Linked DNA regions of Homo sapiens: region 2 is linked to region 1. A link is a loop called in an ENCODE intact Hi-C map of the cell type or tissue named here. Cell type or tissue: ovary. All regions are shown on one strand. Links, peaks and the distances in the headings refer to the core of each region. The heading gives the core; the rest is flanking DNA.

What was found. A loop is a pair of places that touch in the nucleus more often than their neighbours do. Peaks named below come from ENCODE experiments on the same cell type or tissue, not always from the same donor. Only the 100,000 strongest peaks of a DNase experiment are listed, where the experiment ranks them.
Region 2: it touches region 1 in a loop (4-fold over the local background); 48 of 110 quality-filtered maps call a loop at or near these places.

What each region holds. Positions count from the first base shown.
Region 1 is chr19:53,409,709-53,418,808 of GRCh38, reverse strand. The region is part of intron 3 of ZNF765-ZNF761 (ZNF765-ZNF761 readthrough); the gene reads right to left. It overlaps ZNF765 (zinc finger protein 765), which reads right to left. Exons shown (of 4, transcript NM_001040185.3): 4 at 6,800-9,100. It also overlaps the pseudogene LOC124904793 and the pseudogene RPL39P36. Among named protein-coding and RNA genes, the nearest start is that of ZNF761, 18 kb to the left of the region's middle. In ovary, for the core only: no CTCF peak of the experiment used is centred there; no DNase peak of the experiment used is centred there.
Region 2 is chr19:53,741,493-53,750,592 of GRCh38, reverse strand. It overlaps MIR520H (microRNA 520h), which reads right to left and starts at 8,081; the gene lies at 7,994-8,081. MIR521-1 (microRNA 521-1) reads right to left here and starts at 1,957; the gene lies at 1,871-1,957. It overlaps LOC124904765 (a long non-coding RNA gene), which reads right to left. Exons shown (of 6, transcript XR_007067334.1): 2 at 8,326-8,448; 3 at 4,187-4,390; 4 at 3,449-3,687; 5 at 2,203-2,325. It also overlaps the pseudogene RNU6-982P and the pseudogene RNU6-751P. RefSeq lists an enhancer at 2,793-3,391 and a silencer at 4,450-4,662. In ovary, for the core only: no CTCF peak of the experiment used is centred there; a DNase peak (open chromatin) is centred at 4,112.

The sequences.
Region 1 (9,100 bases), core at 359-8,358:
CTCAGCCTCCAGAGTAGCTGGGATTACAGGGGCCCACCACTAAGCCCGGCTAATTTTTGTATTTTTAGTACAGATGGGTTTTGCCATGTCGGGCAGGCTGGTCTCCAACTCCTGACCTCAGGTGATCCACCGCCCCCCCCACCATTGGCCTCCCAAAGTGTTAGGATTACGGGCATGAGCCCCGATGCCCGGCCATATCTGGACTTCTTATATACCTCCTTCTATTCCATACTCTACCTGTCAAAGTGAAGTATAAAACAGTCACCTCACCCATCCTTCTGTCTGGATGGTGAGCTCAGTGTGCTGGTCATGCCAGTCAGTATTATATGAGAGGGCAGCAGCCAGGCTGCTAGATATGGGATTGTGGTTCTGTGTACTCACCTGCTGTCACAACCGCAATGATCATTTTACCTGTCACAGCTATGACAGTGCAGTCCTAGGATGCTACTATATTTTTATTTATTTATTTAGAGATGGAGTCTCACTCTGTCACCCAGGCTGGAATGCAGTGGCCCGAATAGCTGGGACTACAGGCACCCGCCACCACGCCCGGCTAATTTTTTCTATTTTCAGTAGAGAAGGGGTTTCACCATGTTAGCCAGGATGGTCTCGATCTCCTGACCCGTGATCCTCCCGCCTTGGCCTCCCAAAGTGCTGGGATTACAGGCGTGAGCCACCGTGCCCAGCCAGGACGCTATTATATTTTTAAAACTTTTATTTCCCTGTTATAATTACCAAGAAAACATGTACTAATTCGCGGGTAGCATCTCCAAAGGGATTTTGGAGTGTCTGGGGAGATTCTTTCTTCTCCTTGATCCCTGGAGGCAGAGAGGGTCTCACAAGAAGGAAGCAGGAAATACTGAGCTCTGGTACATCAGGGACTGAACGCACACTACGTATGTCTCAGTGGATTCTCTGCCTCCCTGAGAAGTCTTTCCACCCAAAGTAGATTTCCTTATAATATTTAGACCTTTGATCTTTTAAGTTATATGCAGATAAATGGAATCAGGCAAAGTACCTAAGAAGGATTTTGAAAGACATGAAAGGAAGTAAAAGGAAGAACATGAAGCCGTTAGTTTACATTAGAAATTTTTGAATTCCCACTCTGCTTTCCACAAAATAGACCTAAAGAGAGATATATCCTTCGACCCAGCAATCTCATTACAGGATATATGCCTAAAGGAATATAAATTGTTCTATTGTAAAGACGCATGCACGTGTATGTTCGTTGCAGCACTATTCACAATAGCAAACATGAAGTCAACCAAAATGCCCATCACCCATGGACTGGATAAAGAAAATGTGGTACCTATACACCATGGAATACTATGCAGCCATAAAAAAGAACGAGATCATGTCCTTTGCAGGGACATGGATGGAGCTGGAGGCCATTTTCCTTAGCAAAGTAACACAGGAACACAAACCCAAATGCCACATGTTCTCACTTATAAGAGGGAGGTAAATGATGAGAAGACAGATACATAGAGGGGAACAACACACACTGGGGCCTATTGGAGGGCATAGGGTGGGAGAAGGGAGAGGATCAGGAAATATGATTAGTGGGCACTAGAATTTATATCCTGGTGATGAAGTGATCTGTACAACAAACTCCCATGACACACGTTTACCTATGTAACAGACCTGCACATGTACCCCTGAACTTAAAAGTCTTTTAAAAATGAAAGAAACCTGGTCGGGCATAGTGGCTCACGTCTGTAATCCTAGCACTTTGGGAGGCCTAGGTAGGCAGATCACCTGAGGTCAAGAGTTAGGGACCGGCCTGGCCAACATGGTGAAACCTCGTCTCTACCAAAAAGACAAAAATTAGCTGGACGTGGTGGTGCGCGCCTGTAATCCCAGCTACCTGGAAGGCTGAGAGAGGAGAATTGCTCAAACCTGCGAGGCAGAGGTTGCAGTGAGCTGAGATCACAACACTGCTCCCCAGCCTGGGCTACAGAGCGAGACTTGGTCTCAGAAAAAAAAAAAAGAAAAGAAATCAATGGACACGTGAGCACAACTGAATACCAAATAATATAGAAATTTCATAGAAACGTAGAGTTTACCAATATTTAAATATATATTACTATATAATTATATTGATGTATAGTTAATTATATTGATGTATAGTTATATAACTATGTAAAATAGAGTATTACAAATACAGTTTATCAATATATAGTATACAAATTTCTCTTAACCGAAATATCCCAGACGGTAATAATTTTCTAGCTAGATTGACAAATTATTTTCTCAGTGCAAAAAGGTTTACTGGTCCTATAATGTTGTAGGCAGGTCTCCAACTCCTGGTGCTAATCTTGTTTATGTTACCTGCAAAAAGGAATTTGTCTGGTAATTTATTAATTAATGAAGGCTACTAGTCATTTGAATTTTATTTTATTTTTTGAGACTGAGTTTCGCTCTGTCGGCCAGGTGGGAGTACATTGGTGCGATCTCGGCTCACTGCATCCTCTGCCTCTTGCGTTCAAGCGATCCTCCTACCTCAGCCTCCTGAGTAGGTGGGACTAAAGGCACCCGCTACCATGCCTGGCCTCATTTGACTTTGAAAGAAAAAACTGTGTGTAATGCCAGCATTTTGAAAGGCCGAGGTGGGTGGATCACTTGAGGTCAGGAGTTCAAGACCAGCCTGGCCAACATGGTGAAACCCCATCTCTACTAAAAATATAAAAATTAGCCAGCACGGTGGTGCACGCCTGTAATCCCAGCTACTCGGGGGGCTGAGGCAGGAGAATCACTTTAACCTGGGAGGCAGAGGTTGCAGTGAGCAGAGAAGGCACCACTGCACTGCAGCCTGGTTGACAGAGCCAGACTCAGTCTCAAAAACAAAAAACAAAAAACAAAACAAAACAAAAGAAAGTTATCTTGGATTATCTGGGTGGGTCCTATGTGTCCTTGAAGCAGAAATATATGTCAGAGAGATGCAATAGTGGAGGAAGTCAGGACTCAGGAGCACGAGAGTAATTTCACATGCTGTATTTTGAAAATATGGGGACCAGGAGAAAGAAATGAATTCTGACAACAATCTGAATGAGCTTAGAAGAGAATTCTGCCCCCACAGTCTCAAGAGTCGATCCCATGGCTTTGACCTTGATTTTGGCCTGGTGAGACTAGACAGAGTACCCAGAAAAACCTGACACATTTTTCATCTGTGAACTGTGAGAAAATAAATGAGTGCTGTAGTAAACTGCTGGCTATACTGTGGTAATTCATTAGAAAGTTAATACACACCTCAACAAACGTAATAAAATATTTAAACACTAAAATAAAAAGTAGTCATTTATATCTACACATAATTTTCACCAGTTTGAGGTGTATCCTTCTGCCTACACAATTTCATAGAATATCTAAAATTGCATCTGAAATCACATACAACATATATATGTATATACACACCATTCAGATATTCTGTTCACTATTAAATATTTAAATATATATTTGCAGAGTTACATTTCTGTCTAATTCAATAGCTTTCACCAATCAGTGATGTTTTCTTTTTCTTTTTCTTTTCTTTTTTTTTTTCGAGATGGAGTTTCACTCTTGTTGCCCAGGCTGGAGTGCAATGGCGTGATTTCCGCTTACCCCAACCTCTGCCAACTGGCTTCAAGTGATTCTCCTGCCTCAGCCTCTGGAGAAGCTGGGATTACAGGCATGTGCCACCATGCCAGGCTAATTTTGTACTTTTAGTAGAGACAAGTTTCACCATGTTGGTCAGGCTGGTCTCAAACTCCCGACCTCAGGTGATCTGCCTGCCTCAACCTCCCAAAGTGCTGGGATTACAGGTGTAAGCCACCGTGCGTGGCCAATCAGTGATGTTTTCATAACAGTTGCAATAGATCTACGCATTTTTTAAAATGCCACATCAGATTCCATGGTGACTGTGAATAAACCATGTCATTGCAGCACTCCCTGTTTACACATTGACAGAGCTGAGTGTGTCCATCTGTGCCCTGCCAGAGCACACATCACACCATGTGGATCACACTGATTGAGCACCTGTGGTGACCTGTGTGGTCCTTGGATAGAGGATTATTGGACCATGGCGACTGCACATTCTCCCCAAGACAGACAACTGATAACAGACCTTAGAATAGCCATAAAATGCCACATCCCAACAAATGCGCACCCAGGTAACTCCACCCAGTACTGCCTTCTCTAGGCCCCTGTCATCCCGTAGAAGGCCAGAAAAGAATGGGATTTGCAAGAAAGTCTATAAGGTAGTTTTCACTGGGAGCCCGCAGTTTGTGGAGGGAAATGGGAACTGCTTTATATGGGCTTTTCCCCGGGGGGGGGGGGGGGGGGGGTGTGTGTGTGTGTGTGTGTGTGTGTGTGTGTGTGTGTGTGTGTGTGTGTGTGTGGTGGGGAGGGTCAGTCCATCCTATATCCCCACTGCTGTAGGAAAATGTGGGGGCATCTCTGGGAAGGCACCCGAAGACAGAGTAGAAACTCACATATTGCTCTCCATGTAGCAACTTATCATACCTGGTTCTCCCCTGTGGCAAAGGATTTTTATATCATACCATGTTTGCTGCAAGTTTCTTTTTTTTTTTTTTGAGATGGAGTCTCACTCTGTCGTCCAGGTTGGAGTGCAGTAGCGCGATCTCGGCTCACTGCAACTTCCGCCTCCTGGGTTCAAGCGATTCTCCTGCCTCACCCTCCCGAGTAGCTGGGATGACAGGCATGTGCCACCATGCCTTGCCAAGTTTTGTGTTTTTAGTAGAGACGGGATATCTCCATGTTAGTCAGGCTGGTCTCAAAGTCCCAACCTCAGGTGATCCGCCCGCCTCAGCCTCCCAACGTGGTGGGATTAGCGGCATGAGCCACCGTGCCCGGCCTCTATGTAGCTTTTTTTTTTTTTTTTTTGTCTTTCTAGCTATCTTGTTTAAGAATAAAATGGAAGGCAGGTTTGTCTGCTGCAGTTCCCAGCTTGACTTTTCTCTTTGGCTTAGTAATTTTTATTTTCCTTTCACAAGCTTGTGACAGACATAATGCTTTGACACACTGACATTGTTTTATGTAGATTTTTCCAATATAGTAAAGTCCAAGGGTCTGTCGTGAACTGGGTTACAGGAGACGAGAAGATTCCCAGGAGACTCCTGGTCTCAGCCAATCCTCTCACCTCAGCCTCCCAAAGTGCAAGGATCACAGGTGTGATCCACTGACCCAGTGGAGTTAAAAAAAAAAAAAAAAAAACCTAAAAAGCAATACAGAAACTAAGGTACTCTATGCAATTACATCATTTGACTTTTTTTTTAAATGAAAAGCCTCACATATTTATTACTGAACCCAGCCAACCAACATGTTCCTAACAGATTCAGAGAGAAAAAATATATTCCCAATAAAACATGTCCAACTCTCCAGATAGTGGTGACATTTTCAGCTTGATATGGTAACATGATTGTAATGCTCAGACAGCATAAATATGTGTGCCATCTCACGTGCAATTCCTTATAGACCCAGCTTGATTCTTCTCCAATGTCTCCTTTTAAAGTTGTACCTGATTTTATTACCAGTTTTGATCTGAATCCACTGGGGAATGGAACGGTTTTGCTTTTGTTTCTTGGCCAGGAATCGCTTAATCCTGAAAGTCTTATAAGAAGATCTGGTGAGAGGCAGAGTCAAGTACACACCACAAGGGGAGAGAGGAAGAGAAGAGGCTTGACATCTTTTTTTTTTTCTTTTTGAGACAAAGTTTCGCTCTTGTTGCGCAGGCTGGAGTGCAATGGCGCCATCTCGGCTCACTGCAACCTCTGCCTCTGAGGTTCAAGTGATTCTCTGGCTTCAGCCTTCCCAGTAACTGGGATTACTGGCATCTGCCACCATACCCAGTTAATTTTTGTATTTTTAGTAGAGACGGGGTTTCACCATGTTAACCAGCCTGTTCTCGAACTCCTGACTACTATTTCTGCTGTTACCTGTCAGTCCTCTTCATTGCGGCACAAACAAGGTTAATTTTTTTTTGTAAAACTGATGTGGGCCAGGTGCAGTGGCTCATGCCTGTAATCCCAGCACTTTGGGAGGCCGAGGCGGGTGGATCACGAGGTCACGAGTTCAAGACCAGCCTGGCCAATATGGTGAAACCCCATCTCTACTAAAAATACAAAAATTAGCAGGGTGTGGTGACACTGCATCTGATCTCATCATAAATTTGATGTTTCTTTTTGTTTCAATTTTAGCAGAATTTATTTTACTTTGATAGAGTCTCTTTTCAAACTTATGTCTTATCCTTCTGAGTGCCTTCAACTACAGCCTGTTCAGACATGTTATAACAGACTTGTACCAGTTTAATTTGGTGCAAAAACTGTGAAATTCATGCACAATTTTCTCATAATATGTATTTTTCCATGAACTTCATCAAGATCCCTTGTACTAGAAAACTGTATTCAAGAGGATGTAAAAAGGATTGTAGATATTCAAGTGCCACTTATTTCTGGGATGCAAGGATGGTTCAACATATTCAAGCAAATCAATGTGATATGCCACTTGAACAGAATGAAAGATGAAAACCACATCATCTTAATAGAGGGAGAAAAAGCATTTCACAAAATTCAAAATCCAGTCATCATAGAAATCCTAAACAAAATAGATAGAAAGGAAATTTACCTAAACAATAGAAAGACCATCCATGAAATGACCAATGAGTGAATAATCAAGTAGGGAAAATGGAATGCCTTTCCTGGAGGATCTCACATGATGCAAGAGTGCTCTCACCCCTTCTATTCAATCAATACTGGCTGTCCTAGCTAGAGCAATTAAATAGCAGAAGAAATCAAACTCATCGAAATCAGAAAGAAAGAAGTAAAATTATATTTGTTTGTAGACGACATGATCTTCTGTGCAGAAAATCACAAAGAGTCAACCAAAATACTACTGGAACTAAGTAACATATTCAGTGGATTTGCACAATACAGTATCAGCACCAAAAATTAGTTGAATTTCCATACTTTTAACAACAAACAACTTTAAAAGAAAATTTTAAAACACTTCCATTGGCTGGAGAACTTAAAGTAAGAAATACTTAGAAATAAACGTAAAAAGGTCAGAGGTTTTTACCTTGAAATCTACAAACATTGATCAAAATGATTAGAAACATAGAGCTACAACCCATACTTATGGTTTGGAAAAATTAATATTGTTAAATGATTATATAACCCAATGTGATTTAGATTCAACACGGTACCCATAAAAATCCTTATCACTGGGGCTGGGCGCAGTGGCTCACGCCTGTAATCCCAGCACTTTGGGAGGCCGAGGTGGGTGGATCATCTGAGGCTGGGAGTTCAAGACCAGCCTAACCAACATGGAGAAACCCCATCTCTACTAAAAATACAAAATTAGCTGGGCGTGGTGGCTCATGCCTGTAATCCTAGCTACTCTGGAGGCTGAGGCAGGAGAATTGCTTGAACCTGGGAGGCGGAGGTTGTAGTGAGCTGGGATCGCTCCATTGCAGTCCAGCCTGGGCAACAAGAGTGAAACTCCATCTCAAAAAAAAAAAAAAAAATCCCTATCAGTTTTTGTTAAAGAAACAAAAAACAGGCTGGGAAAATGGCTCACGTCTGTTGGCCAGGCTGACCTCAAACTCCTGAACTCAAGTGATCTACCGGTGCTGGCCTCCCAAAGCGCTCAGATTACAGGTGTGAGCCACTGTGCCTGGCCCAGTCCTCTTAACATAAACACTTTAATGTCAATTAAGGCTTCAACTCAATGTTAAGTCAAACTCAAGTCAATGCTGAACTGACTCTAGTGTCAATTAATGCTTGATGGTTTGCTATACACATTGTATTTGGAACAACTATCTCCAAAATGAATTTTCTGATATCCTGCAAGGAGTGAGCTCAGACTGAAGACTTTGGCACACTGATGACATTTATAAGATTTCTGTCCAGTATGCATTCTCTGATGTCTAGTGAGGTGTGAATGTGAATTAAAGGCTTTGCCGCAATCATCACACTTGTGAGGTTTCTCTCCTGTATGAATTCTCCTATGTTTTGCATAGAATGAAGCTTGACTGAGACCTTGTCACAATCATGACATTTGTAAGGTTTCTCTCCAGTACGAGTTCGCCGATGAACTGCAAGTTATGAACAATGTCTGAAAAATTTGCCAAATTTATTAAACTAGTATGATCTCTCTTCATTATGGATTCTCCAATGATTCGCAATGGTTGTAGTGTAACTGAAGACTTTGTGACAATCATTACATAAGTAAAGTTTCCCTACACCATGGATTGCCTGATGGTAAACAAGTGTTGACTGCCCACTAAAGACCTGTCACATTCATTATACTTGTAAGCTTTCTCTCCAATGTGAATTCTAGGATGTTGTGCCAGGTGCGAATTATGCCTGAAAGCCTTGTCACAAACTCTTACATTTTTATGCTATCTCTCCAGTAGGAATTCTCCTGTGTCTTTCAAGGTTTGAGTGTGACTGAAAACTTGGTGACATTCTTCACATATGTAAGCTTTCTCTCCAGTATGAATTCTCCTGTCTTTGGAGGCTTGATTTGCGACTGTAAACTTTGTCACATGCTTCACATTTGTAACGTTTATCTCCAGTATGAATTCTATGATGATGTGCAAGCTTTGCTTTTTGATTTAAAACCTTGCCACGTTCATTACACTGCTAAGGTTTCTCTCTAGTATGAATTCTATGACTATCAAGGTTTGATTTGAATCTGAAAGCTTCATCACATTCTTCACATTTGTAAGGTTTCTAATACGACTTCACCCATGAACTGCAAAGGTATGAAGGATGTCTGAAAAATTTTCTGCATTTATTCTGCATTTATCACACTTGTAGGATCTCTCTTCATTATGGATTCTCCAATGATTTGCAATAGTTGTAGCATTACTCAAGACTTGGTGACAATCATTACATTTGTAAAATGCTGACTGCCCATGAAAGGTTTTTCTACACTCATTATCCTTGTAAGGTACCTCTCCAGTATGAAGTCTACGATGGTGCGTAAGGTATGACTTCAGACTAAAGGTCTTGCCACACTCACTACACTTTTAAGGTATCTCTCCAGTATGAAGTCTATGATGGCATGTAAGGTATGAGTTCTGACTAAAGGTCTTGCCACACTC
Region 2 (9,100 bases), core at 401-8,400, 330 kb before region 1:
CAGGTGTGGTAGTGCGTGCCTGTAGACACTAATTCAGTAGGCTTAGGTCGGGGGTGGAGGTTGCAGTGAGCTGAGATCACACCACTACACTCCAGCCTGGATGACAGAGCCAGACCTTGTCTCAAAAATAACCAACCAAACAAAACACACACACACACACACACACACACACACACACACACACACACACAAATACCCAAAGTGATATAAGACTATTCTCTGTGCATAGAAGAGTATTTTGTGTGTATGTGATATTACATATATAAAAATATATCATGGCCGGGCATGGTGGCTCACATCTGTAATCCCAGCACTTTGGGAGGCTGAGGTGGATGGATCATCTGAGGTCAGGAGTTCGAGACCAGCCTGACCAACATGGAGAAACCCCATCTCTACTCTAAATACAAAAAATTAGCTAGGCTTGGTGGCACATGCAAGCAATCCCAGCTACTTGGGAGGCTGAGGCAGGAGAATCGCTTGAACCCAGGAGGCAGAGGTTGCCGTGAGCTGAGATCGTGACATTGCACTCCAGCCTGGGCAACAAGAGTGAAACTGTGTCTCAAAAAACAAACAAACAGAAAAAACAAAAAAGAAAGCTCCATATATTGTATTCTCACAGGAAGTATAATTCCTACGCATATGTGCTTGCTTTGGCAATACGCATAAAAAAATTGAAATAACAAAGATTACCATGACCCCTGCACAAAGGTGACACTCAAATTCATAATGGTACCATATTTATCTATTTAATTCTTTTTACTTTTATTTTGTTTATTTATTTACTTATTTTTGATACAGAGTCTCGCACTGTCGCCCAGGCTGGAGTGCAATGGCCCGATCTCGGCTCACTGCAACCTCCGCTTCCTGGGTTCACACGATTCTCCTGCCTCAGCCTCCCAAGTAGCTGGGACTACAGGTGCCAGCCACCATGCCCAGCTACTTTTTTGTATTTTTAGTAGAGATGGGGTTTCGCCATGTTGGCCAGGCTGGTCTCGAACTCCTGACCTTGTGATTTACCCGCCTTGCCTCCCAAAGTGCTGGGATTACAGACGTGAGCCACCCTGTCTGCCCTACTTATTTATTTTTTGAGACAGAATCTCGCTCTGTCGCCCAGGCTAGAGTGCAATGGTATGATTTCGTCTCACTGCAATCTCCTCTTCCTGGGTTCAAGAGGTTCTTCTGCCACAGCCCCCCAAGCAGCTAAGATTACAGGTGTAATTTTGTATTTTTAGTAGAGTCGAGGTTTTGCCTTGTTGGCCCAGCCAGCCTTTAACTCCTGACCTCAGGTGATCCACCTGTCTCGGCCTCCCAAAGGGCTGGGATTACAGGCATGTGCCACCACGCTCGGCCTATTTTTTATTTTTTTGAGATGGAGTCTCACTCTGTTGCCCAGGCTGGAGTGCAGTGGAACGAACTCAGCTCACTGAAAGCTCAGCCTCCTGTCTCTACTAAAAATACAAAAATTAAGGCCGGGCGCAGTGGTTCACGCCTGTAATCCCAGCACTTTTGGAGGCCAAGGCGGGTGGATCACAAGGTCAGGAGATCAAGACCATCCTGGCTAACACAGTGAAACTCTGTGTCTACTAAAAATACAAAAAATTAGCCAGGCGTGGTGGCGGGCGCCTGTAGTCCCAGCTACTCAAGAGGCAGAAGAATGGCGTGAACCTGGGAGGCGGAGGTTGCAGTGAGCTGAGAACACGCCACTGCACTCCAGCCTGGGCGACAGAGCAAGCCTCCATCTCAAAAGCAAAACAAAACAAACAAACAAAAAACTCAAAACCAAAACAGAACTACACCGTCGTCCAAGTCTGATGATAAGCAGGCTCTGCAAACTTATTACCAAGATCAGCATCAGCTTCAACGTTGCTTTTCTCACACGGTAACACTCTAAAGGGAAGTGCGTTCTTTTCTTTTAGACAACAGAAAGTTCTTCCCTTTGGAGGGTCACAGCCTGAGATCTTCTTGCTCCAGGACTCTGGGTTTTTTGGTGAAATTTTCGTTTACCAGGTTAAAATGGACAGAAAAATAAAGATGCATTCATTGTCCCTGTTTGCATGTTTTCTGGAATCCAGAATATAAACCCCTAAAAAAACCATCTCCAGTTCCTTGCTTCAAAGGCTCAGCAGGTTAGCCTTGTTCATGCAGGGGCAACCCTCCTGAGTTTTGTCTCCAGAAAGAAAAATCAATGCCGACTAGACATACCTTATATTTCACCAAGAGAATAGGGCAGGATTTCTAGAGAACAGCAATGGATTTTGAGCCAAGTGTTCACTCGAGTTCCAGCACAGGGACACACAGTCCCGATGGGAGCATCCAAAATGGAATCTAAAATGTTGAAAATGTACATTGTTATATACACAAACATCCTCCAGGATAGACCACAGACTAGGATGTAAAAGCTCCTCAATACAATTTGAGCAGAAACAAACAAGTACGGGTGTGGCACGGTGGCTCACACCATTAATCACAGCAGTTTAGGAGGCCGAGGTGGGAGGACCACTTGAGCTCAGGGGTTCAAGACCAGCCTGGGCAACATGGTGAAACCTCATCTGTACAAAAAATGCAAAAGTTAGCCAGGTGTGGGGGTGCATGCCTGGAGACAGGTATTCAGGAGGCTGACATGGGAGGTGGAGGTTGCGGTGAGCTGAGATCACACCACTGCACTACAGCCTGGGCAACAGAGTGAGACTGTCTCAACAACAAACAAATAAATCAATTAAAAAAATGCAAAAATTAGCCGGGCGTGGTGGCACATGCCTGTAACCCTGCTCGGGAGGCTGAGGCCAGAGAATTGCTTGAACCCAGGAGACAGAGATTGCAGTGAGCCAAGTTCCTGCCACTGAACTCCAGCCAGGGTAACAGAGTGAGACTCTGTTTCAAAAAGAGGACCACTTGAGCCCAAGAGATCTAGGTTGGATGTGCCACTGCACTCCAGCCTGGGCAACAGAGACACCCTGTCTCAGATAAAAAACAAAACAAAAACAAAACCCCACCATCATCCACGTCTGACCATAAGCATGCTCTGCAAATGTATTACCAAGATCAGCGTCAACTTCAATGCTGCTTTTCTCAAACCGTAACCCTCTGAAAGAAAGCACTTTCTGGGCGGGCGTGGTGGCTCACGCCTGTAATCCCAGCACTTTGGGAGGCCGAGGCGGGTGGATCATGAGGTCAGGAGATCGAGACCATCCTGCCTAACAAGATGAAACCCCGTCTCTACTAAAAATACAAAAAATTAGCCGGGCTTGGTGGCGGGCGCCTGTAGTCCCAGCTACACAGGAGGCTGAGGCAGGAGAATGGCATGAACCCGGGAGGCGGAGCTTGCAGTGAGCCAAGATCACGCCACTGCATTCCAGCCTGGGCGACAGAGCGAGACATTGTCTCAAAAAAAAAAAAAAAAAAAAAAAAGGACTTTCTTTTCTTTAAGACAACAGAAAGTGCTTCTTACCTCTAGATGGCCACAGCCTGAGAGCCTGAGATCTTGCTCCAACACCGTGGATTTTTTGTTGGAATTCTCCTGACCAGGTCAAAATGGGCACCAAAATAAAGATGCATTTATGGGTCCTGTTTGCATGTTTCCTGGAATCCAGAATATAAACCCTTAGAAGGACCATCTCCAGTTCCTTGCTTCAGAGAATCAGCAGGTTAGCCTTGTTTATCATAGCACAATCCTCCTGAGTTTTGTCTCTGGAAAGAAGAAGCAATGCCTACTAGAAATACATTATATTTAACCAAGAGAAACGGGCAGGATTTCTGTGGGTGGCAAGCCACCCAGGTGCCGAGGCAAGAGACCGAAGGCACAAGCTGTTCCGGTATAATAAAGAAACTCACCACAAGCCGTTCCAGTATAACAAAGAAAATATATAGAATAAGACTAGTTATACTAGAAATAGATTATAGATATGATTATATATGAATATTATTAATCATTAGTTTGTAGCATTACTCTTTATTCCAATATTATAATAATCTTTGTTCTACAATCATAACCTAGGGAAAACCAGGCCATACAGAGATAGGAGCTGAAGGGACACGGTGAGAAGCGACCAGAAGACAAGAGCGTGAGCCCTCTGTCATGCCCGGACACGGCCACTAGAGGGCTCCCTGGTCCAGCGGTAACACCAGGGGGAAGGCACCCGTCACTTAGCACAGCGGTAGCGCCAGTGCCTGGGAAGGACCCCCTTACCTTCCCAAACCCGGAGAGGGAGTCTCCCTTTCTCCAGGGGAGTTAGAGAAGACTCTGCTCCACCACCTCTTGTGGAAAGCCTGACATCAGTCAAGCCCGCCCGCAGCCGTCTGGTGGCCTAAACGTCTCCCTGTGATGCTGTGCTTCAGCGGTCACGCTCCTGGTCCACTTTCACGTTCCGCTCTGCACACCTGGCTCCGCCTTCTAGATAACGGTAGCAGAATAAGTGAAAGTATTAAAGTCTTTGATCTCTCCGAGAAATACATAGAAGAAATAATGACGTAAGCTGTCCCCAATCTCTCTCCGCCTAAGCTACCAAATAGGGAAGGGGCCCCCTGTCCGGTGGACACGTGACTCGCGTCATCTTACCTATCATTAGAGAAGACTCACACTTCTTACCCTGCCCTTTTGCCTCGTATACAATAAATAACGGCGCGGCCACGCATTCGGGGCCACTACCGGTCTCCACGTCTTGGTGGTAGTGGTCCCCCAGGCCCAGCTGCCTTTTCTTCTCTCTCTTTGTCTTGTGTCTTTATTTCTACAATCTCTCCTATCTGCTCACGAAGAGAAAAACCCACAGGCCCAGTAGGGCTGGACCCTACAGATCTCTAGAGAACAGCAGTGGATTTTGAGCCAAGTGTTCACTCGAGTTCCAGCACAGGGACACACAGTCCCGATGGGAGCATCCAAAACGGAATCTACGATGGTGAAGAATATACATTGTCGCACACACAAACATTCTCCAGGATAGACCACAGGCTGGGCGGTAAAAACTCCTCAATAAAATTTGAATAGAAATACACAAGTATGGCTGGGGTGCGGTGGCTCACACCTCTAATCCCAGCACTTTAGGGGCTGAGGCGGGAGGATCACCTGAGCTCAGGAGTTAGAGGCCAGCCCCGGCAACATGGTGTAACCCCATATGTACAAAAAATACAAAAGTTAGCCAGGTGTGCTGGTGCATGCCTGTAGACACTAATTCAGCAGGTTTAGGTGGGGGGCGGAGGTTGCAGTGAGTTGAGATCACACCACTACACTCCAGCCTGGGCGATAGAGCCAGACCTTGTCTCAGAAATAACCAAACAAACACACACACACACACACACACACACACACACACACACACAGAAACAAAGAAAAATACCCAAGGTGATATCAGGGTATTCTCTGTATTTAAACAGTATTTTGTGTGTATACGATTATATTATATATATGATGAAATACACATCATATTTTTGAGACCCTGTCTCAAAGAATGTTCCATATATTATATGCTCACAGGAAGGATAATTCCTACATGAGTGCTTGCTTTGGCAGTGCACATAAAAAAAATTGGAATGACAGAGATTACCCTGGCCCCTGCACAAAGGTGACATCCAAATTAATGATGTTCCTGTATTTATGTATTTATTTTTATTTATTGATTTTATGTCATTTTTATTATTTATTTATTTTTGAGACACAATCTTGCTCTGTGGCCCAGGCTGAAGTGCAATGGTGTGATTTCAGCTCACTGAAATCTCCTCCTCCTGGGTTCAAGCTATTCTCCTGCCTCAGCCTCTGGGTAGCCGGAATTACAGATGTGTACCACTGCACCCAGATAATTTTTGTATTTTTAGTAGAGACGAGGTTTTGCCATGTTGGCCCTGTTGGTCTTGAACTCCTGACCTCAGGTAATTCCTGTCTTGGCCTCCCGAAATGCTGGGATTACAGATGTGCACTACCACACCCCGCCTTTTTTTTTTTTTTTTTTTTTTTGAGACGGAGTCTTGCTCTGTCACCCAGGCTGGAGTGCAGTGGTGCGATCTCAGCTAACTGCAAGCTCCGCCTCCCGGGCTCAGGCCATTCTCCTGCCTCAGCCTTCTGAGTAGCTAGGAGTACAGGCGCACACCATCACGTCTGGCTAATTTTTTTTTTTTTTTTGTATTTTTACTAGAGACAGGGTTTCACCGTGTTAGCCAGGATGGTCTCAGTCTCCTGACCTTGTGATCCACCCACCTCGGCCTCCCAAAGTGCTGGGATTACAGGCGTGAGCCACCGCGCCCGGCCCACACCCAGCCTATTTTTTACTTTTTTGAGACTGAGTCTCACTCTGTTGCCCAGGCTGGAGTGCAGTGGCTCAATCTCAGCTCACTGAAAGCTCAGCCTCCTGGCTTCAAGTGATTCTCCTGCCTCAGCCTCCTGAGTAGCTGGGATTGCAGGGGTGCACCACCACCCCGTCTGGCTAATATCTATATTTTTAGTTCAGACGAGGTTTCATCATGTTGGCGAGGCTGGTCTCAAACAACTGACCTCAGGTGATCCTCCTATCTCAGCCTCCCAAAGTGCTGGAATTACAGGCGGGAGCCACCGTACCCAGACTAGTCCCATCATTAAAATTAGGGAAAAAACAAAGATGCCCACACCTGAACAGCAAATCATTTGTTGTTCAAGGACATCTCAGATACATTGTTTGTCTAAAATACAAGTTTAACTGAGGGCCCGGTGTGAACCAAATAATGGTTCTTACATTCTTCTTGTCTGTGCATGGGTTAATATTCACATGTAGTCCCATCTAGCAAGGACTGCGGGGGGCAGAGGCAGGAGGATCTAAGCCCACTTTAGCCAGGGTGGCATAGTGAGACCCCCGTCTCATGCATTTATTTCCTGGTCACGCACCCAAGATTTCAGCTTCATTTCCCCAATAAACACTGAAGCCCCATGCACTCCACCTCCGTGCTCTTGCTCATCCCATCTGCAGGGACACTGAGGTCCCTTCAACTCCACCTGACCCCACGTGAGGTTCTATACCAGTGCCAGAAAAATTTCGATAAAGTAAGAGGTGTTGATGGCCACGCACCATGGCTCATGCCTTTGGGAGGCCGAGGCGAGCAGCTCACGTGAGTTCAGAGGTTTGAGACCAGCCTGGTCAACATGGTGAAACCCCGTCTTTACTTGAAAAAAAAAAAAAAAAAAAAAAAATTCAGGCCGGGCATGTTGGCTCACACCTGTAATCCCAGCACTTTGGGAGACTGAGGCAGGTGAATCATTTGAGGTCAGGAGTTCGAGACCAGCCTGACCAACATGGGGAAGCCCCATATCTACTAAAAATACAAAATTAGCCAGGTGTGGTGGCACATGCCTGTAATCCTAGCTACTCAGGAGGCTGAGGCAGGAGAATCACTTGAACCCAGGAGGCTGAGGTTGTATGGGCCGAGATCATGTCATTGCCCTCCAGCCTGGGCAACAAGAGTGAAACTCCATCTCTCTCTCTCTCTTTCTCTCTAACACACATACACACACATACGCACACATTCGAAAAGCAGTCAGGCGTGGTGGTAAGCGCCTGTAATTCCAGCTACTCAGGAGGCTGAGGCAGGAGAATTGCTTGAACCTGAGAGACAGAGGTTGGAGTCAGCCGGGATCGTGCCATGGCCCTCCAGACTTGGCAACAGCAAGACTCCACCTAAAAAATAAATAAATGAATGAATAAAAAAGAAAAATACAAATATTAGCTGGGCATGATGTCAGGTGCCTGTAATCCCAGGAAGCTGAGGCAGGAGAATCACTTGAACCCAGGAGGTGGAGGGTGCAGTGAGCTGAGATTGCACCACTGCACTCCAGCCTGAGTCACAGAGCAAGACTCTGTCCCAAAAAGGACCATTTGAGCCCAAGAGACCTAGGTTGGAAGTGCCTCTGTACTCCAGCCTGGGCCACAGAGACCCTGTCTTAGAAAACAAAAAAAACCCAGAACCCCAACATCATCCAAGTCTGATGATAAGCATGCAAATATATTACCAACATCAGCATCAACTTCAACACTGCTTTTCCCAAACAGTAACTCTAAAGGGAAGCACTTTGTTTTTTCTCAGACAACAAACAGAAAGTGCTTCCTCTAGAGGGTCACAGCATGGGATCTTCTTGCTCCAGCACTCTGGGTTTCTTGTTGGAATTTTCCTTGACCAGGTTAAAATACACACAAAATAAAGATGCATTTATTGGCCCTGTTTGCATATTTTCTGGAATCCAGAACATAAACCCCTAAAAGGACCATCTCCAGTTCCTTGCTTCAAAGGCTCAGCAGGTTAGCCTTGTTCACCAAGGGGCAACCCTCCTGAGTTTTGTCCCCAAAGAGAAAAAGCAAAGCCTACTACACATACCTTATATTTAACCAAGAGATTAGGGCAGAATTTCCAGAGAACAGCAATGGATTTTGAGCCAAGTGTTCAGCTGAGTTCCAGGACAGGGGCACACAGTCCCGATGGAAGCATCCAAAATGGAATCTACAATGTTGAAGAATATACATTGTCTCACACACAAACATCCTCCAAGATAGACCACAGTCTAGGCTGACTCTACAGGACCATTTGAGATTAGGGGTGATGGCTCACAGCTGTAATCCCAGTACTTTGGGAGGCCAAGGCTGGTGGATCACCTGAGGTCAGGAGTTTGAGACCAGCCTGCCCAACATGGTGAAACCCCATCTCTACTGAAAACACAAAAATTAGCTGGGTGGGGTGGTAGGCACCTGTAATTCCAGCTATCTGGGAGGCTGAGGCAGGAGAATCACTTGAACCCGGGAGGCCGAGGTTGCGGTGAGCCGAGATCGCGCTATTGCCCTCCAGCCTGGGCAACAAGAGCGAAACTCCGCCTCAAAAAAAAAAAACAAAAAAACAATAATAATTAGCAAGACCTGATGGCAGGCAACTGAATTCCCAATGATTCGGCAGGCTGAGGTGGTAGAAACACTGGAACCTGAGAGGTGGAGTTTCCGGTCAACAGAGATTCTGCTACTGCACTCCCAGTGAAACCAGAGTGGGTCTCAAAAAATCAAAAAATAAAAAGAGGACCACTTGAGCCCAAGAGATCTCGGTTGGAGGTGCCACCCACTCTAGTCTGGGCAACAGAGACACTGTCTTGGAAAAAAAAAACAAA